Linked DNA regions of Homo sapiens: region 2 is linked to region 1. A link is an interaction called in ENCODE POLR2A ChIA-PET data of the cell type or tissue named here. Cell type or tissue: OCI-LY7. All regions are shown on one strand. Links, peaks and the distances in the headings refer to the core of each region. The heading gives the core; the rest is flanking DNA.

Region 1 (10,744 bases), core at 2,541-7,540:
GAGCCACCATCCCCAGCCCAACTTTTTATTTTGAAATAATTATAGATGCATAGGAAGTTGCAAACATAGTAGAGGGCTGGCTGGACGCGGTGGCTCATGCCTGTAATCCCAGCACTTTGGGAGGCCGAGGCGGGCAGATCACGAGGTCAGGAGTTCGAGACCAGCCTGGCCAACATGGTTAAACCCCGTCTCTACTAAAAATACAAAAATTAGCCGGGCATGGTGGCATGCGCCCGTAATCCCAGCTACTCGGGAGGCTGAGGCAGGAGAATTGCTTGAACCCAGGAGGCAGAGGTTGCAGTGAACCAAGATCATGCCACTGCACTCCAGCCTGGGCGACAGAGCAAGACTCCATCTCAAAAAAAAAAAAAAAAATAGTAGAGGGGTCCCCTCTACCCTTCATGCAGTTTCCCTTGATGGTCATGTCTTATATAATCACAGACAATATGAAAATCAGGGAATTGACATGGGTACACAATATGTGCATACAGTTTCACACCCTTTATCACATCTGTGGATTCATGTAACCACATGTAACAGCAGTCAAGATACACAACTCTTCCATCACCACAAAGATCTCTTATTGCCTCACTTTTAAATAGGAATGGATGCCAAGAATAACTGGATATGTTCAGAAAGCTTCCAGTATGGAAGGTAGAGGCCAGAGAAAGCAAAGAGAAAAATGTATCTCCGAGGAATCAGAGCTGATTCAGGTAGGAGAAAGCCTTAAAGCACATGGCAAATATACTCAGAAAGAAGAGCCAATATTTTATCCATGAAATAAAAAGTTACTATAAAAATCAGAACAAGAAAGAGTTCTCGGAAATTAAAACCATTACTTTTTCTTTGAAGTTGACGAAGGCTCCCAGGAAACAGATTAAAAACGTCTGACATCTAGGAAGTCTATAAAGAGAGAAAGGGAAAATTAAGGACCATAATGTATCAGAGAAACAAGAATTATTTCAGAATGGACAGTCATAAGTTTCAAAAATGGTAAATGGAAAATGTCCTGTGGCACATTGTGTGATTCCAGAGCACTGGGCATAAAGCTTCCGAAGAGCAAAAACGGGTCACATACAAAAGACTGGGAATGAAGATGGATTGGATTTTTCAACCTCATTGGAAGCCAGAAGACAATGGGGTGGATTTCCTGTTTCAGTGACATGGTAGCTTGAGCTAAAGTTAGAACCGCTCCCATTACAATCACTTAAAATGCTATATAAGCTATAACAACAGAATAAGAAAGAAAAACAGAGAACCGAAAGCAAAGCAGGAATATAAAGCCAGAGCAGAGTAGGCAGCTCTGGGGAGGGGCAAGGTGGGTTCATTGGACCCTGAAATCGACCCTAACAATAATAGAGGTTTGGATTTGCATGAACACGTGAAGCATGGAGTTGAAACAGAAATCCCCTCAAAAGAGCCATTCCCAGGTAAAAGGGATGCAAGAAAATTTCCCCCATGGGATCAGAGAAATGTCAAGGGAGCTGATCATTGCCCCACACTCTGGATTGTGTTGGAGGAAGTCTTCTGTGAACAGTGGAAAACATCCAAGTTCTAAGTCTGTGTTTATAACATCTACATGTTGCAGGAATGCCCGAGCTGGCACCAGACCAGCCAGCAGACTGGCGATACCCCTGAAGCTTCTTGCTTGCAGAACAAAGGCAGAACTTTTCTAGAGTGACCCTTGCACAGTACAGGCCTTTTGGAATCCTAGGATGCCCACAGATGATGAGCTTGTTCTAGGAAATTACCAAGCATGTAGAAATTAGAACATGAGTCAGCGATCACAACAAACACAAGATTCTCAACATGAGAATTCAAATAATAGAAGAGATTATAATAGAAATGTCTAAAGTGATTGAAGGGCTAAAAGAAGAAATAGATGTCAAAGGAAAGAATAAGACAGAATACATCTTAAAAGGGATTATTTTTTAAAGAATCAAATAAAGCCTCTAGAGTGAAAACATTGAGTTAAAACCCCAGTGGAAATGTTAAACAGCAAATAGCATAAATTCTCAAGAGAGAACTATGGGAACTGGAAAACAGATCTGCAGAAGTTAGTTAGAATTCTGCAGAGATAAAAGAGATGCTTGTGAGGAAGAGACATTACAAACATGGATGGTGGTATGAGGGCCCAGTGGGAAAAATAGCATCCTAAAGGCAGCTTGAGAAGAAAGGCAGATTACTCCCCAGGTTCAACAGTGAAACTCAGGAAATGCCAAGTAGCAACAGTAGAGGCCATAAGGAAGTAAAATCTTCAGTGTGCTAAGGAAAATCAGTTGTTGGCTTAGTTTTCAGCAACCAGCTTAAATTATCGTTCAATAATGGGAACAAATAAGGACATTTTCACAGAAAAAAAAAAAAGTTGTATTTACTAAGAGACCTTCGCTGTACTTCGGGAAGAAGGAAGTAAGGAGAAAGGAGAAATGCGGACAGTAATGGTATCCAGAGGCGTTGGGAAGTGCAGGTAAATCTGAATAAGCATTCGCTTCTGAAAGTGATCGTCACTAATTTGGAGAGGATTAAAAACCAAAGTCCCAACAAAAAATGGAAATCAGTGAGGGGGTGATTTGAATGAACACACTCTTAAGTTCTTTGAACTGTTTGGGAAGTGTAGGAGGGATATTGATTGACTTCAAACTTTCTGAGTCAAGTAGACATGTTCCAATTTTAAGGGTAACCACCAAAAGAATAGAAATAGTGTTTAAAGCTTTCAAACTCACAGAGGGTAAAAATATGGAATTTTAAAACTAGGTCATTTGTCTAAAAGAAAGAGAGCAAAGAAAAAATATGGTAGCCAGAAAGCCCTAAAGGTAGTAGAAATAAATCCACATGGATCACAATGAAAGTAAACAATTATATGTGCCAGTTAAGACAGGTACTCAGACTGGAAGACAGCAGAGCAAATCCTGCAACATTCTGAGAGAATTCCGTATCCAGCCCAACTACGTCAAGTAGAGTAGAAAAAAGTTCTTTTGGCTGGGCATGGTGGTTCACGCCTGTAATCCCAGCACTTTGGGAAGCCAAGACAGGAGGATCGCTTGAGCCCCGTTCGAGACCAGCCTGGGAAACATGGCAAAACCCTGTCTCTACAAAAAAATACAAAAATTAGCCAAGTGTGGTGTTGTGCATCTGTAGTCCCAGCTACTCAGGAGGCTGAAGTAAGAGGATCATTTGAGCCCAGGAGGTTGAGGCTGCAGTGAACCATGATCACACCACTACACTCCAGCCTAGGTGACAGAGTGAGACCCTCCTTTTAGGCATGTAAGGGCTGGAAAAAAAGTGCCTCCTGTGAACCTCTTGTGGGGAGGAGATAGAAGGAGTTGTTCTTCACCAAAACCAGGGACTTTTCCCAGGATCCAGGAAACGGGATCTGACACAGGTGAGCGGCAGAGGAAAGTCTGAGTTAGAGAGACAGGATGGAATTCTGCAGGAGGGAGAGAGATCGACAAGAAAAAGACACAAAGCCCAAAGATACCTGATCGATAATTTGTAGGTAATTTGAAGATATTTAGAAAAGTTATGGATAGGTATTTGACAAAAGTATCAATATGTACATAGTTGTGTGAGGACACGGAACACCACTTGGTTCAGCTGTGAGCTCTGTCCTCCATCATAACACATTTAGATTTTTCAATTAATGCAGTGGAACTGTTGAAAGGATGGAGTACAGGCAAAGGGCTTCAGAGGGGAGGGTAAGAGTTAGGTCATCAGGTACCAAAACAGGACGTCAATAGATAATGTCTATAATAAGTTAGGAATTAGGGTGCAAGCATGTTGTTTATATGTATGGAGGTAAATATTCAAACAGCTAAAAAATTAAAAAGTATTTGCTTCAAAAGAGCACAGTTGAGAGGGTAAGATGGGGGACTGCCTGTTTTTGTTAAGCCTTTTAGTACTATGTTTTTTTTTTAACTTAGGCATGCATTGTTTTGATACAATTAAGCTAAACTATTATTTAAAAAAATACAATATGAGCCAAGTAGGTCCTTTAAAATTTTTTAGTGACCACATTTTTTTCTTTTACTTTTTTTTTTTTTTTTTTTTTTTTTGTCGAAAGGACCTTGAGAAGTGACCACATTTTAAAAACATTAAAAGAAACAGGTGAACCGGGTGCGGTGGCTCACGCCTGTAATCCCAGCACTTCAGGAGGCCCAGACGGGTGGATCACGAGGTCAGGAGATCGAGACCATCCTGGCTAACATGGTCAAATCCCGTCTCTACTAAAAATACAAAAAAGTTAGCTGGGCGTGGTGGCGGGTGCCTGTAGTCCCAGCTACTCGGGAGGCTGAGGCAGGAGAATGGCATGAACCTGGGAGGCGGAGCTTGCAGTGAGCTGAGATCGCGCCACTGCACTCCAGCCTGGGTGACAGGGTGAGGGCGAGACTCTGTCTCAAAAAAAAAAAATAAAAAATAAAAAAAAAAAAAGAAACAGGTGAAATTAATTTTGGAGGTAGAGGTGGATGGAGTCTTGCTCTGTTGCCCGGGCTGGAGTGCAGTGGCTCGATCATAGCTCATTGTAACCTCAAACACCTGGCTTAAGGGATCCTGCTGCCATTTTTTTATGTAGAGATAGGGTCTTACTCTGTTGCCCAGGCTGGTCTTGAACTCCTGGCCTCAAGCAATCCTCCCACCTTGGCTTCCCAAAGTGCTGGAATTACAGACATGAGCCACCTCACTCAGCCAGAAATTAATTTTAATGTTTTATTTAACTCAGTATATATCCAAGATACCATTTCAGAATGTAACGAATATAAAAAATACTAGTGGGCTGGGCACGGTGGTTCACGCCTGTAATCCCAGCACTTTGGGAGGCTGAGGTGGGCGAATCACGTGAGGTCAGGAGTTCGAGACCAGCCTGGCCAATATGGTGAAACCCTGTCTCTACAAAAATACAAAAAATTAGCAGAGTGTGGTGGCTCACACTTGTAATCCCAGCTACTGGGGAGGCTGAGACAGGAGAATCGCTTGAACCTGGGAGACAGAGGTTGCAGTGAGCCTAGGTTGTGCCATTGCACTCCAGGCTGGGCAACAAAAGTTAAATTCTGTCTCAAAAAAAAAAAAAAAAAAGGCCGGGCGCGGTGGCTCACGCCTGTAATCCCAGCACTTTGGGAGGCCGAGACGGACGGATCACAAGGTCAGGAGATCGAGACCATCCTGGCTAACATGGTGAAACCCCGTCTCTACTAAAAATACAAAAAAATTAGCTGGGCATGGTGGCGGGGGCCTGTAGTCCCAGCTACTCAGGAGGCTGAGGCAGGAGAACGGCGTGAACTTGGGAGGTGGAGCTTGCAGTGAGCCAAGATCGCGCCGCTGCACTAGCACTACAGCCTGGGTGACAGAGCGAGACTCCGTCTCAAAAAAAAAAAAAAAAAAAAAAAGAACCCAACCTGGAAGTAGCTGAGAGCCACCTGGTGTGAAGAGAGGAAGTCTCCTCTCCTGTGTTCTGGTTCCTTTGCGGACACTGTGCCGTAGGCCACCTCTATCAATTATGTCCTGGGCCTGAATCTTCAGGCTCTCCCTTGGCAGCTTCCTGCCTGACCTTATTTTTTATTTATTTATTTATTTATTTATTTATTTATTTTGAGATGGAGTGTCCCTCTGTCACCCAGGCTGGAGTGCAGTGTTGTGATCTCGGCTCACTGCAAGCTCCGCCTCCCAGGTTCAAGCGATTTTCCTGCCTCAGCCCCCCAAGTAGCTGGGACTATAGGTACGTGCCACCATGCCTGGCTAATTTTTTGTATTTTTAGTAGAGACTGGGTTTCACCATGTTAGCCAGGATGGTCTTGATCTTCTGACCTCATGATCCTCCCACCTCGGCCTCCCGAAGTGCTGGGATTACAGGCATGAGCCACCACGCCGGGCCCTCATTTTTATTTTTACTGTATTTATTTTTTAGAGATAGGGTCTTACTCTTGTCACCCAGGCTGGAGTGCATTGGCACAATCAGGGCTCACTGCAGCGTCGAATTCCTGGGCTTAAGCAATCCTCCCACCTCAGCCTCTTGAGTAGCTGGGGCTCCAGGTGCGTACCACCGTGCCCAGCTTGACCCCATTTTTAATGTCTTGAAAAGAGACCCTTCCTCAGCCCACATCCACCCCCTCACCTACCTCTTCCTCCTTTTCCTGCTCTTCAGCCGTAGTTCCTGAATGAGCTCCATGCTGTGATTCCTGTTTCCTGCATTGCCAGATGTTCTCCAGGCCCCGCCATTGGGGATTCTGCCCACGCCACCCATTGGGACTGCTGAGCCCAGGTCAGCAGGGACACTTCCCCGTGGCACTGGATCTCTCAGCAGCATCAGGCATTGCTAGCCACTCCTTTCTTGACACTTGTTCCCAATTCCCATGGCTTTTCCTTCAGCTGTCTCTAGTGACTCCTCAGAGGCACCCTTCTGTGTTCCAGGCACTTGCTGGGGTGCACTGGTGCCCAGTGCCTGCCCTTGTGTGGTTCACATTCTAACCCCCATGGGGCACACAGACTGCAGGTGTGGGAACAGTAAGTGCTGTGAAGAAAAATAAAGCAGGTGGATAGAGAATGAGGAGGAGCAATTCCAGACAGGGTGGCCAGAGAAGCCCTTCTGAGGAGGTGACATCTGAGCAGAAACTTGGGTGCAGCTATCTGGGGGAACATTTGAGCCATGGCTGTTCCCTGTGGTGGCCACACCTCCCCAAGCCTGGCGTGCCTCGGCTTCATTGCAGATGGAACCTCCGTCCTGCTCGGACACCTGCAGGACTGTCTCGTGTTCCAGATGTTTCATTGGCATCTGGCACAGCGTCTGCCCACCCAGTGGTTATTCAGTTTGCTGAATGGGCGAGGGAACAACTGAATGGATGGTCTACAGCATATGATGAACGGGAGGAAGAGGCCACTGGGTGCCCAGACCTTATGACAGAGCAGGTTGTGTCTGTGTCAAGCCCTTGCTGGAGGAGAGATGGGACTTGAGCTCAGCCTGGGAAAAGCCAGGTTAAAGTGAGCCGCCCTTTGCCCATGCCCTCTCCCCGTGTTGTTCATTTAGGTCGTGCTTCCACACATCATCTTCCCTTTCAGGACCACTCAGGCTGTGAATGAGTGGAGTGACTGAAATAGTTGGGAGCCATTGAGGAAAAGCCGGAGAGAGAGGCCACGAGAACTAGCATTTTGGGGTTACTTAGCACACGTCCCATTACTTATCACACATAGAGGTCTCAAAAACATCACCACAGGCCTGCCTGACCCTCCTGTGGCTTGGTTGTCCCTTAAAGGAAGGACACAGCAGATCCTTTGAGACATCTCCATCTTCCCATTTTCCTCCACCTGGGATTTGTGGTCCTTGAGCACTCTGGATGCAGATCCATTGGAGAGGGGATGGGTCCTCAGATGCAGTCTGGTGGCGTCATCTTGTCTTTTCCAGACTCCTGGCCAGCGACTTGTTGACTTCCTCCTGGGACCCAGTGACTGAGGGAAATAGAGCCAGCCAGGATGGGAGAAATGGGAAGCACGTGGCATTTACTCCATGAAAGAAAGGCCACAAGCCCTTCTCAGCCAGCAGTCCCAAGGCATCAGTTACCAGTTGTAATGGATCTCAAATGGTGCTAATTACTCCATCCCTGGGAAAATAGAAAATAGTCACTCAGGGCCGGGCGTGGTGGCTCACGCCTGTAATCCTAGCACCTTGGGAGGCCAAGGTGGGCGGATCACCTGAGGTCGGAAGTTCAAGACCAGCCTGACCAACATGGAGAAACCCCATCTCTACTAAAAATACAAAATTAGTTGGGCGTGGTGGCACATGCCTGTAATCCCAGCTACTTGTGAGGCTGAGGCAGGACAATCGCTTGAACCGGGGAAGCAGGCTATGGTGTGCCGAGATCACGCCATTGCACTCCAGCCTGGGCAACAAGAGCGAAACTCCGTCTCAAAAAAAAAAAGACAAAAGAAAATAGTCACTCAAATTATGTTCCATGCTCTAGTGTCTTTAATGTGGGTGACTCCAGTGTTTCAGTATCTGGAAGAATGGTGACCATGTGGTGTCAGCCATGAGCGCTGACAGCAGGCCGTCACTTCTTTCTGCAGTGTTTCCCTACGGTTGGGCTCAGCTCTAGGGAGCTCACTGTAGCTGTGAGTTTCCCATTTCCTGTCAGAGGAGCAACGGCCTTTTGGAGCGAAGTCTGCAGTACTGATGGACTGCACCCACTTAGCAAATGGGTGGTGCTGAGTCCTGTTCACTTTCCCATCCATGCCTTTTACCAGGAACTCAGCCCAAATACATGCTGCTATGTGTTTGTATTTATTTTTGTTGGAAATCTTGGCTTAGAAAGCAGACTACCTGATCCTGTCCTGACCTAATTGCAGGGATGTGGGGGGCTGAAGAAAGGGAGGACTCCTACTGTCAAGGTTAGCATTTGGAAGTCTAGGGGGGTGAGTGACAAGGCCGTCCCTGCCAACTCACTGGGGTCAGCCTGTCTCGGGCTTTCTGTGGCCACAGACATAAACAGTGTGTGGCAGGCCGATTTTGAATGCTGGCAGGACCAACACCTGGTGGTGCAAGACCCCAGCTTGCACTCGATCCCAGGACGTCTTGTGTCTCTTCCTCCTTGGCTTCCCATGCCTTTATCAAGCTCCTGCTTCTCTGTGAAAAAGAAATGTCTGCAGCGCCCCAGCCCAGTTTGTCTCGCAAAGATGTAGTTACAGAGTTGTAAGGAGTGGAGAATCATCATTGTTTTGACATAGTCATTCCAGGGTGGGTCATGAAACCTGCCAGTGCCTCTAGTGTAGGTTCTCCTGGCCTGCATGTAGGGTTGCTCGGTGGTGTGTTTGGGTAAAGATGTGGGCGAGTCTGTAACATTTCTGGCCACTGGGATTGATCTAAAATCACAGGTATTAGGAAAACAAAACGATGCAGGAAGCCAGGACCACTGTGGGAAGATAGGCCCCCCTGCACTTCCATAGCCCCCTGCTCCTCCATAGCCCCCTGCTCCCACTTCAGTGGGAACTTGGCCCCCGGGGAAACAACTGGCCTTGGATCAGGGCTCTTGTGTGTTATTTTTACTGCCTTTTCCTACCATATTTGCATTTTTAAAAATAGCACTGCTGAGTGGCTCCTTTTCAGCATGAGTCTGCCTAGGAAGGTACGGTGCATTTTCAGAGTGTGGCTGTTGATTAGCAGCCAAGGCTTGGCATTTGGGGGAGTGTGGTGCGAAGGGGGCCACTGCTGCGCTGGGTAGGGGTGAGGCTCCGGATCATGAGCTGTGGCAGGAGTGAGGCAGCAGCTTTCTGCTGCCCCAAGGTTATGTCATGCTTCTGTGCATTCGCAGTTGCAGGGAGGTGATGAAGGAGGGGCAGGGAGCACCAGGGTCCCGAGGGCCATGGCCGAGGAATGGGGCCAAGCAGGCATGCCTCCTTCTGCCGGCATGCTTCTTTCTCAGACTCTGAGGTTTCCGCGTGGGTAGAGCCACGCTTTCACACCAGCTCGCTCCCTTCTAGTCACAGCTCTGAGCATCGGGTTCTCAGGGCCACAGCATGGCCTTCCTGCCTGGAAGTCTTCAAGGTGGCGAAACCATGTCCACCAGGTTCCCAAGGATGCGTGCTGGCGGGATCTGCTCTTTGCCACTGTGACAGCAACTGGCCCGGGGCCTTGTTCTTGTCAGCATGGAAACTGGCCCAGGCTGGGATCTGGACCACCTGAGCAGAGGTGGGTCAAGGTTGGGGCCATATCAGTTTGAGGACCTGGTGCCTCTGTGTCTTTCCCAAGGGCTGGACCACAGGAAGGGTGTGTCAGGGAGTGCCGAAGGGTGGGCATCAGTCAACTCTCGCTTTCTTAGTTATTTTCAGTCACCTTGCTTTTACGCCTTGATCCCTGGATTTAACTTAAAATGTTTTTTCTATTTTTTTCTTCATTACACCCCCATATCAGCAGTAAACTTAAAAACTTTTTTTAATTAAAGACAAATATTCCTAAGTAGTCAGAGTATATTTTGTTTCAGGAGAAAGGGATTTTTTTTTTTTTTTTTTTTTTTTTGAGATAGGGTCTTACTCTGTCACCCAGGCCAGAGTGCAGTGGTGCGATCGTGGCTCACTGCAGCCTTGACCCCCTGGGCTCAAGTGATCCTCTCACCAGAGCCCCCCAAGTAGCTGAGACCATGAGCATGAGCCACCAGGCCTAATTTAAAAAAAAAAAATCTGTAGAGATAGGGTCTCACTAGGTTGCCCAGGCTGGTTCTCGAACTCCTGGGCTTAAGTGATTCTCAAAGCTCAGCCTCTCAAAGTACTGGTATTACAGCGCGAGTCACCGTGGCAGTCAGAAGTTGAACTGTTTTAACTATCAGATTCACCTAGGGAACATTAATCTCTCCACCCAGAAATTTATTCAATGGGTTTGGGTTGAAAAATCCGTGTTTTTCAAGCTGATAAACAACTGCCTTAAAATCTGTTCCGGACAGGCGCGGTGGCTCACGCCTGTAATCCCAGCACTTTGGGAGGCCGACGCGGGTGGATCACGAGGTCAGGAGATCAAGACCATCCTGGCCAACACGGTGAAACCCTGTCTCTACTAAAAATACAAAAAGTTAGCCGGGCGTGGTGGCGGGTGCCTGTAGTCCCAGCTACTCAGGAGGCTGAGGCAGGAGAATGGCGTGAACCCAGGAGGTGGAGCTTGCAGTGAGCCGAGATCGCGCCACTGCACTCCAGCCTGGGTGACAGAGCGAGACTCCGTCTCAAAAAAAAAAAAAAAAAACCTGTTCCTCCTTCCAAGGGACCTGTGGAGGCTGCT
Region 2 (10,744 bases), core at 2,408-7,407, 310 kb after region 1:
CTTCCTCGCCCCTCCTCCTCCTCCTGGAGTTAGCCTTCATGCACTTGTTTATTTGCTCATCATAGATTTACTGGGTACCCTGAACACCCTCTGGGTCGGGCCAAGGCCAGGTGCTGGGGAGGTGCCCTTTAGAGGCCCCGCTGAGCCTTCTGGTCACGCATGGCAATTCCATCAGCCCTGGCCCGGCACCCCTCTTGTTTGTGTCACTCAGCTGTGAAGACCTGTTGCCCATGCTTGTCTTTGATCTCCCCCAGCGGGGCTTCTGCTGGCTTAGCCTTTCCTCCCTCCAGCTCTGCCTGTGAGGTCCAGTGATCCTTCCGGGCAGTGGACCCTGCTCTGTGGGCACCTCACAGGCTCCGCAGGAAGCTTCTGGCTTCCAGCACCCCCTCACCTTGCTCACACTTTGCCTCCACCCCTCAAGCAGGCATGATTCCTCAGTGATGCCCCAGACTCTATAAGGACCTGAATTCAAACCAGTTTGCTTAGGGGACATTCAATTTGTAGCTGTGAAAATGAATTTAAAGTTCACCTGAAAAAAAAAGAACAAAAGTAGACTATCCAGGCCGGGCGCTGTGGCTCACGCCTGTAATCCCAGTACTTTGGGAGGCCGAGGCGGGCGGATCACGAGGTCAGGAGATCGAGACCATCCTGGCTAACACGGTGAAACCCCATCTTTACTAAAAATACAAAAAATTAGCTGGCGTAGTGGCGGACACCTGTAGTCCCAGCTACTCGGGAGGCTGAGGCAGAAGAATGGCGTGAACCCGGGAGGCGGAGCTTGCAGTGAGCCGAGATCACGCCACTGCACTCCCTCCTGGGCGACAGAGCGAGACTCCGTCTCAAAAAAAAAAGTAGACTATCCAGGACTTTTTTTAGGAGGGGGGAAAATAAAAAACCATGAAAGATATATCCCTCACCAAATATTAAATGAATAATTAAGTTAAAAAGCTTTTTTGCTTTAACTGGTTTGGTACTGTTGCTGAAATATGCAAAAGCAATTCAATGGAACAGAATACACCCAAGAAATAGATCCAGATATCTACATGGAAGAAACGGTATCCAGACTGCGAAAAAACTCAGATGGCTCAGTAATATAAACTTAAAAAAAAAAAAGTACGAGAAAAGAACACAGGTGTTTTATTTATCCCAAGCTAAGCTTTTTTTTTTTTTTTCCTCAGACAGAGTCTCATTCTGTCTTCCCAGTTGGAGTGCAGTGGAATGATCTCGGTTCAAACGATTCTCCTGCCTCAGCTTCCTGAGTAGCTGGGATTACAGGCGTGCGGCACCAGGCCCAGCTAATTTTTGTATTTTTAGTAGAGACGGGGTTTCACCATGTTGGCCAGGCTGGTCTCACACTGCTCACATCAGGTGATCTGCCTACCTCGGTCTCTCAAAGTGCTGGGATTACAGGTATGAGCCACCGCGCCCTGCCTGGGATAAGCTTTTCTAAGCAAGACACAAAACCAAAAAGCTGTAAAACAGAAAGTATGAATGGCCAGGCATGGTGGCTCACGCCTGTAATCCCAACACTTCGGGAGACCAAGGTGGGCAAATCACAAGGTCAAGAGATCAAGACCATCCTGGCAACGTGGTGAAACCCCGTCTCTACTAAAAATACAAAAACAAAAATTTTTACAAATTACAAAAATTAAAAATACAAAAATTAACTGGGCATGGTGGCGTGCACCTGTAGTCCCAGCTACTCAGGAGGCCGAGGCAGGAGAATCGCTTGAACCCAGGAGACAGAGGTTGCAGTGAGCCGAGATCGCACCACTGCACTCCAGCCTGGGCAACAGAGCGAGACTCCATCTCAAAAAAAAAAAGAAAAAAGAAAGAAAGTCTGATAAACATAAATCATAAATAAAACATGAACAAATGAAAGAATTAAAACTCCACTAGCACAAAATAGCAACAATAAATGAAATTAAACCGCATATTTTTATTTTTTTCAAGACAGGGCCTTGCTCTGTCACCCAGGCTGCAATGCAGTGGCACAATCAACGTTCACTGCACTCTCAACCTTTCAGGTTCAAGCAATTCTCCCGCCTTAGCTTCCCAAGTAGCTGGGACCCACCTAATTTTTGTATTTTTTGCAGAGACAGGGTTTTGCCATGTTGACCATGCTGGTCTCAAACTCCTAAACTCAGGGAATCCACCCGAAATGGCCTCCCAAAGTGCTGGGATTATAAGCGTGAGCCACCATGCCTGGCCCACATGATAATGAAAATGGGAAAAAATAAGAAAAAGATTTTCATATAAATGATTAAATAATATTCTTTAACGGCCAAAGAATTGGCTGGGTGCAGTGGCTAATGCCCGTAATCCTAACACTTTGGGAGGCCGAAGTGGGTGGATCACTTGGGGTCAGGATTTTGAAACCAACCTGGCCAACATGGTGAAACCCCATCTCTACTAAAATACAAAAAAAAAAAAAAAAAATAGCCATTCGTGGTGGCAGGTGCCTGTAATCCCAGCTACTCAGGAGGCAGAGGCATGAGAATCGCTTAAACTCTGGAGGCAGAGGTTGCAGTAAGCCGAGATCACGCCACTGCACTCCAGCCTGGGCAACAGAGCGAGACTGCCTCAAGAAATAATAATAATAAAATAGGCCGGGCACGGTGGCTCACGCCTGTAATCCCAGCACTTTGGGAGGCAGAGATGGGCGGATCACCTGGGGTCAGGAGTTCAAGACCAGCCTGGCCAACATGGCAAAACCCCGTCTCTACTAAAAGTACAAAAATTAGCCGGGGTGGTGGTGGGCACCTGTAATCCCAGCTACTCAGGAGGCTGAGGGAGGAGAAGCTTGAATGCAGGAGGTGGAGGTTGCAGTGAGCTGAGATCAGGCCACTGCACTCCAGCCTGGGCGACAAGAGCACGACTCCATCTCAAATAATAATAATAATAATAAAATTTAAAAATAGGAGGCCAGGCATGGTGGCTCACGCCTGTAATCCCGCACTTTGGGAGGCCAAGGCGGGCGGATCATGAGGTCAGGAGATCGAGACCATCCTGGCTAACACGGTGAAACCTCATCTCTACTAAAAAATAGAAAAAATTAGCTAGGTGTGGTGGCAGGCACCTGTAGTCCCAACTAGTTGGAGGCTGAGGCAGGAGAATGGCGTGAACCTGGGAGGTGGAGCTTGCAGTGAGCCAAGATTGCACCACTGCACTCCAGCCTGGGCGACAGAGCGAGACTCTGTCTCAAAAAAAAAAAAATTAAAAAATAGTATATAAAGAATTCTGAAAATTTAGTAAGAAAATATGAACATCATTATATAAAATGGACAAAGGGCTGGGCATGGTGGCTCACGCCTATAATCCCAGCAATTTGGGAGGCTGAGGTGAAAGGATCTTTTGAGCCCAGGAGTTCTATACCAGCCTGGGCAACATGGTGAAACCCTGTCTCTATAAAAAAATACAAAAATTAGCCGGGCATGGTGGCACATGCCTGTAGTCCCAGATACTTGGGAGGGTGAGGTGGGAGGATGGCTTAAGCCTGGGAGGCAGAGGTTGCAGTGAGCCAAGATCCCCCACTGCACTCCTGCCTGGGCAACAGAGCTAGACCCTATCTCAAAAACAAGCAAACGAAAAAGGACAAAGTGCATTAAACAGGCAGTTTTAACCTGAGATGTCATTTAAAAAAAAAATTTTTTTTTTTTTGAGACAGAGTCTCACTCTGTCGCCCAGGCTGGAGTGCAGTGGCATGATTTTAGCTCACTGCAACCTCCTACCTCCCGGGTTCAAGCGATTCTCCACCTCAGCCTCCTGAGTAGCTGGGACTACAGGTGCAGGCCACCATGCCCAGCTAATTTTTGTATTTTTAGTAGAGACAGGGTTTCACCATGCTGGCTAGGCTGGTCTCGAACCCCTGACCTCGTGATCCACTTGCCTCAGCTTCCCAAAGTGCTTGGATTACAGGCGTGAGCCACCGCACCTGGCCTAAAAATTTTTTTCTTAGACTTTTTTTTATTTTTTTGAGATAGGGCTTCGCTCTGTCACCCAAGCTGGAGTGCAGTGGCACAGTCATAGCTCACTGCCGCCTCCAACTCCTGGGCTCAAGCCATCCTCCTGCCTCATTCTCCTGAGTAGCTGGGACTACAGGCACATGCTACCATGCCTGGCTAATTTTTTATTTTTTATAGAGATGGGGTCTCGCTATGTTGCCCAGGCTGGTCTCGAACTCCTGGCCTCAAATGATCCTCCCACCTCGGCCTCCCAAAACTCTGAGATTACAGGTGTGAGTTATTGTGCCCAACAGACATGTTTTAGAGCAGCTTCAGGTTTACAGAAAAAAAAATCATGCAGAAAGGATAGAGTTGTCATATATCTCCTCCTGCTCCCTGTCCCTCAGTTTCCACTATTATTAAGAACTAGCAAGGCCGGAAGTGGTGGCTTATGCCTGTAACCCCAGAGCTTTAGGAGGCTGAGGCGAGATGATTAATTGAGCCCAGGAGTTTGTGACCAGCCTGGACAATATAGCAAGACCCCATCTCTACAAAACAATTAAATAATTAGCTGAGTGTGATGGCACACACTCGAGGTTGCAGTGAGCTATGATTGGGCCACTGAACTCCAGCCTGGGTGACAGAGCTGGACCCTGTCTCTAAATAAATAAATAACTTGAATGAGTGTGGTACATTTACTACAACTGATGGACAAATTGATTGATACATTATTATTAACTAAAGCCCATAGTTTACTTTTTATTTCTAAAAATCTTTTTTTAATTTTTGTGGGTACGTAGTAGGTATATATATTTATGGGTTACATGAGATATCTTGATACAGGCATAATCACATCAGGGTAAATGGAGTGTCCATCACCTCAAGCACTTATCCTTTCTTTGTGTTACAAACAATCCAATTATACTCTTTTTTTCTTTTCTTTTCTTTTTTTTTTTTTTTTTGAGACAGCATCTCTCTCTGTTGCCCAGGCTGGAGTGCAGTGGTGCCATCTCAGATGCTCACTGCGACCTCCGCCTCCCAGGTTCAAGCGATTCTCCTGCCTCAGCCTCCCGAGTAGCTGGGACTACAGGCGCCTGCCACCATGTCTGGCTAATTTTTGTATTTTTTAGTAGAGACATGGTTTTGCCATGTTGGCCAGGCTGGTCTCGAACTCCTAGCCTCAAGTGATCCGCCTGCCTCAGCCTTTCAAAGTGCTGGGATTACAGGCGTAAGCCACTGCACCCGGCCCAATTATACTCTTTCAGTTATTTTTATTTATTTTATTTTTTGATATGGAGTCTCGCTGTGTCACCCATGCTGGAGTGCAGTGGAATGATCTCGGCTCACTGAAACCTCCGCCTCCTGGGTTCAAGCAATTCTCCTGCCTCAGCCTCCCGAGTAGCTGGGATTACAGGTGCCCGCCACCACGCCTGGCTAATTTTTGTATTTTTAGTAGAGACAGGGTTTCACCATGTTGGCCACGCTGGTCTCGAACTCCTGACTTCAGGTGATCTACCCGCCTCGGCCTCCCAAAGTGTTGGGATTACAGGTGTGAGCCACCATGCCCGGCCCATAGTTTTTTTTTTTTTTTTGAGACGGAGTCTCACTCTTCGCCCAGGCTGGAGTGCAGTGGCGCGATCTTGGCTCACTGCAAGCTCCACCTCCCGGGTTCATGCCATTCTCCTGCCTCAGCCTCCCGAGTAGCTGGGACTACAGGCGCCCCGCCACCATGCCTGGCTAATTTTTTGTGTTTTTAGTGGAGATGGGGTTTCACCGTGTTAGCCAGGCTGGTCTCGATCTCCTGACCTCATGATCCGCCCGCCTCAGCCTCTCAAAGTGCTGGGATTATAGGCGTGAGCCACTGCGCCCGGCCGCCCATAGTTATTTTTAATGTACAATAAATTATTATTGACTGTAATCACCCTATTGTGCTATCAAATACTAGGTCTTATTCATTCTAGCTAATTATATTTTTGTGCACATTAACCAGCCCCCCTTCTCCCTCTTTCCCCACCATTACTTTTCCCAGCCTCTGCTCTCTATCTCCATGAGTTCCATTCTTTTAAGTTTTAGCTCCCACAAATAAGTGAGAACACATGAAGTTTTTCTTTCTGTGCCTGGCTTATTTCACGTAACACAATGACCTCCTGCTCCATCCAAGTTATTGCAAATGACAGGGTCTCATTCTTTTTTATGGGTGACTAGTACTCCCAGGTGTATATGAACCACATTTTCTTTATCCATTTGTTTGTTGATGGACACTTAGTGTATTAGTCCATTTCATACCACTGTGAAGAAATACCCAAGACTGGGTAATTTATAAAGAAAAAGAGGTTTAATGGACTCAGTTTCACGTGGCTGGGGAGGCCTCACAATCATGGAAGAAGGCGAAGGAGGAGAAAAGGCACATCTTACATGGTGGCAGGCAAGGAAAGTGTGTACAGGGGAACTGCCCTTTGTGAAACCATCAGATCTCATGAGACTTACTCACTATCACGAGAAGAGCACAGGAAAAACCTACCCCTAAAATAATTAGCCAGGCATGGAGGTGGGCACCTGCAATCCCAGCTATTCAGGAGGCTGAGGCAGAGAATTACATGAACCCAAGAGGCGGAGGTTGCAGTGAGCCAAGATCACGCCACTGCACTCCGGCCTGGGTGACAGAGTGAGATTCCGTCTCAAAAGAAACAAAACAAAACAAAAACAGAAAAATCCGCCCCTGTCATTCAATTACCTCCCACTGGGTCCCTCCCATGACATATGGGGATTATGGGAACTATAATTCAAGATGAGATTTGAGTGGGGACACAGGTTGCTTCCAATTCTTAGCTGTTGTGAATAGTGCTGCAATAAACACGGGAGTATAGATATCTTTTCAATATATTGATTTCCTTTCTTTTGGGTATATACCTACCAGTGGGATTGCTGGATCACCTGGTGGCTCTATTTTTAGTTTTTTGAGGAACCTCCATACTGTTCCATAGGAGTTATACTAATTCGCATTGCCACCAACAGTGTACGAGGGTACCCTTTTCTCCACATCCTCACCAGCATTTGTTATGGCCTGTCCTTTGGATAAAAGCCATTTTAACTGGGGTGAGAAAATACCTCATTATAATTTTGATTTGCATCTCTGATGATCAATGATGTTGAGCACCTTTTCATATATCTGTTTGCCATTTGTATATCGCCTTTTAAGAAATGTCTATTCAGATCTTTTGCCCATTTTTGGTTGTATTATTAGATTTTTTTTCCCATAGAATTGTTTGAGCTCCTTATATATTCCCATTACTAAATCCCGTCAGATAGCTAGTTGGCAAATATTTCTCCCATTCTGTGAGTTGTCTCTTCACTTTGTTAATTGTTTCCTTAAAGTCCATAGTTTAAAATGGGGTTTGTGCTTTGTGTTATATAGTTCTGTGTGTTTTGCCAATTGCATAATGTCAATATCCACAATTACAGTATCATACAGCGTGGTCCATCACCCTAAAAATCATCTGTGCTCCACCAACTCATCCCTCCCTTCCTCCCTCTGTCTCCCTCCCCCAACCCCGCAAACCCTTGGCAATCATTGATCACTTCAATGTCTCCATGGTTTTGCCTTTTCCAGAATGTCACATGGTTGAAATCATACAGTATGTTGCCTTTTCGGATTGGCTTCTTCACTGATTAATATTCATTTGAGGTTCCTTTATGGCTTTTTGTGGCTTGCTAGCTCATTTCCTATCTCTGAATAATATGTCTTTTTTTTTTCTTTTTTTTGAGATGGAGTCTTGTTCTGTTACTCAGGCTGGAGTGCAGTGGTGCAACCTCTACTCACTGCAACCTCTGTCTCCCAGGTTCAAGTGATTCTCCTGCCTCAGCCTCCCCAGTAGCTGGGATTACAGGCACGCACCACCACACCCAGATAATATTTGCATTTTTAGTAGAGATGGAGTTTCACCATGTTGGCCAGGCTGGTCTCAAACTCCTGACCTCAGGTGATCAACCCACCTCAGCCTCCCAAACTGCTGGGATTACAGGCGTGAGCCACCACCATACCTGGCTGCTTAATAGTATATCTTTTTTTTTTTTTTTTTTGAGCTGGAGTCTTGTTTGTCACCTAGGCTGGAGTGCAGTGGCGCAATCTTGGCTCACTGCATCCTCTGCCTCCCAGGTTCAAGCAATTCTCCTGCCTCAGCCTCCCGAGTAGCTGGGATTACAGGCACCCACCATCATATCCAGCTAATTTTTGTGTTTTTAGTACAGACAGGGTTTCACCATGTCGGCCAGGCTGGTCTCGAACTCCTGACCTTGTGATCTGCCCGCCTTGGCCTCCCAAAGTGCTGGGATTACAGGCGTGAGCCACCGCGCCTGGCCTAATAGTATATCTTATATGAATGTACCTTAGTTTGCTTATCTATTCACCTAGTAAAGGATGTCAATTGCTTCCAATTTTCGGCAGTGATGAATAAGGCTGCTATAAACATTCTTGTGTAGGTTTTTGTGTGGATGTAAATTTTCAACTCATTTGGATAAATAGCAAGCAACACGATTCCCGGATCATATGGTAAGAGTACGTTTAGCTTTCTAAAAACTGCCACACTGTCTTCCAAAGTGGCTATAGCATTTTGCATTCCTACCAGTAATGAGTGAGAACTCCTGTTGCTCCACACTCTCACCAGCATTTGGTGTTCTCAGTGTTTTGGATTTTAGCCATGGTGATAGCCGTGTAGTGGCATCTCATTGTTGTTTAAATTTGCAGGTCCCAGCTGGGCATGGTGGCTCATTTTTGTAATCCCAGCATAATCCCGAGGCCAAGGTAGACTTGAGACCAGGAGTTTGTGATCAGCGTAGGCAACAAAGCAAGATCCTGTCTCCATAAAAAAATTTTAAATTAACCGGGGGCGGTGGTGAGTTCCTGTAGTCTCAGCTACTTGGGAGGCTGGGGCACCCATAATCATGCAACTGCACTTCAGCCTGAGCCACAGAGCAAGATCTTGAATTTAAAAAAAAAAAAAAAAAAAAAAAGGCCGGGCTCAGTGGCTCACACCTGTAATCCCAGCACTTTGGGAGGCTGAGGCAGGTGGATCACCTGAGGTCAGGAGTTCGAGACCAACCTGACCAATGTGGTGAAACCCCATCTCTACTTAAAAAAACACAAAAATTAGCCAGGCATGGTGGAGGGCGCCTGTAATCCCAATTACTTGGGAGGCTGAGGTGGGAGGTCAAGGCTGCAGTGAGCCATGATTGTACCACTGCACTCCAGCCTGGGTGACAGAGTGAGACCCTGTCTCAAAAAAAAAAAAAAAAAAAAAAAAAAACCACAAAAAAACCTGCAATTCCCTACTGACATCTGATGCTGAGCATCTTTTCATATGTTTGTTTGTCATCTGCATATCTTCTCTGGTGAGGTGTCTGTTCAGATCTTTTGTCTCTGTTTTAATCAGGTGTTTATTTTCCTATCATTGAATTTTTTCTCTTTTTAAAAATTTTTTGTAGAGGCCGGACGCGGTGGCTCATGCCTGTAATCCCAGCACTTTGGGAGGCCGAGGCGGGCAGATCACGACGTCAGGAGATCGAGACCATCCTGACTAACACGGTGAAACCCCATCTCTACTAAAAATACAAAAAAAAAATAGCTGGGTGTGGTAGCGGGCACCTGTCATCCCAGCTACTCAGGAGGCTGAGGCAGGAGAATGGCATGAACCCAGGGGGTGGAGCTTGCAGTGAGCCAAGATCGCACCACTGCACTCCAGCCTGGGTAACAGAGCAAGACTCTGTCTCAAAAAAAAAAAAAAAAAAAAATTTGTAGAGATGAGGGTCTCACTTTGTTGCCCAGGCTGGTCTCAAACTCTTGAGCTTAAGCAGTCCTCCTACCTCAGCCTCATAAAGTGCTGGGACTACAGGTGTGAATCACCTCGCTGGGCTAATTTTTGTATTTTTTGTAGAGACAGGATCTCACTTTGTTGCCCAGGCTGGTCTCGAACTCCTGAGCTCAAGCGATCTGCCTGCCTTGGCCTCCCAAAGTGCTGGGATTATAGGCATGAGCCACCATGCCCGGCTTATAGTAACTCTTAAAGTCGAGTATTGTCCATCCATCCTTCAGCTTTGTTCTTCTTGTTTAATTTTGTGTTGCAGCATCCTACAGATTTCTTTTTCCTTTTTTCTTTTCTTTTCCTTTTTTTTTTTTTTTTTTTTTTTGAGACGGAGTCTCACCCTTGTTGCTCAGGCTGGAGTGCAATGGCACAATCTCGGCTCACCACAACCTCCGCCTTCTGGGTTCAAGCAATTCTCCTGCCTCAGCCTCCCGAGTAGCTGGGATTACAGGCATGTGCCACCATGCCCGGCTAATTTTTGTATTTTTAGTACAGATGGGGTTTTAGTACAGATGGGGTTTCTCCATGTTGGTCAGGCTGGTCTTGAACTCAGGTAATCCCCCCACCTCAGATTCCCAAAGTGCTGGGATTACAGGTGTGAGCCACTGTGCCCGGCCCTCACCTCTTTTTTTTTTTTTTTTTTTTTCTTCAATTGAGACAGAGTCTCACTCCGTCACCCAGGCTGGAGTGTAGTGATGCAATCTCGGTTCATTGCTGCCTTCGCCTTCCAGGTTCAAATAATTCTCCCACCTCAGCCTCCCGAGTAGCTGGGATTACAGGTGTGTGCCACCACGCTCGACTAATTTTGTATTTTTAGTAGAGACAGGGTTTCACCATGTTGGCCAGGCTGGTCTGGAACTCCTGGCCTCAAGGGATCCGCCCACCTCAGCCTCCCAAAGTGCTGGGATTATAGGTGTGAGCCACCGCGCCCAGCCTTATTTT

The links. ChIA-PET counts read pairs that join two places held together with the same protein. Peaks named below come from ENCODE experiments on the same cell type or tissue, not always from the same donor. Only the 100,000 strongest peaks of a DNase experiment are listed, where the experiment ranks them.
Region 2: POLR2A ChIA-PET joins it to region 1 with 10 read pairs; 4 of 35 experiments call an interaction of 5 or more read pairs at or near these places.

What each region holds. Positions count from the first base shown.
Region 1 is chr17:76,418,534-76,429,277 of GRCh38, reverse strand. All of the region lies in intron 1 of UBE2O (ubiquitin conjugating enzyme E2 O), which reads left to right. Among named protein-coding and RNA genes, the nearest start is that of UBE2O, 29 kb to the left of the region's middle. RefSeq lists enhancers at 5,742-6,241, 6,242-6,743. In OCI-LY7, for the core only: no CTCF peak of the experiment used is centred there; DNase peaks (open chromatin) are centred at 5,407, 6,467 and 6,860; H3K4me3 peaks cover 2,323 bases; H3K27ac peaks cover 4,626 bases.
Region 2 is chr17:76,109,034-76,119,777 of GRCh38, reverse strand. It overlaps a transcript of LOC101928447 not described here. Among named protein-coding and RNA genes, the nearest start is that of EXOC7, 11 kb to the right of the region's middle. In OCI-LY7, for the core only: no CTCF peak of the experiment used is centred there; no DNase peak of the experiment used is centred there.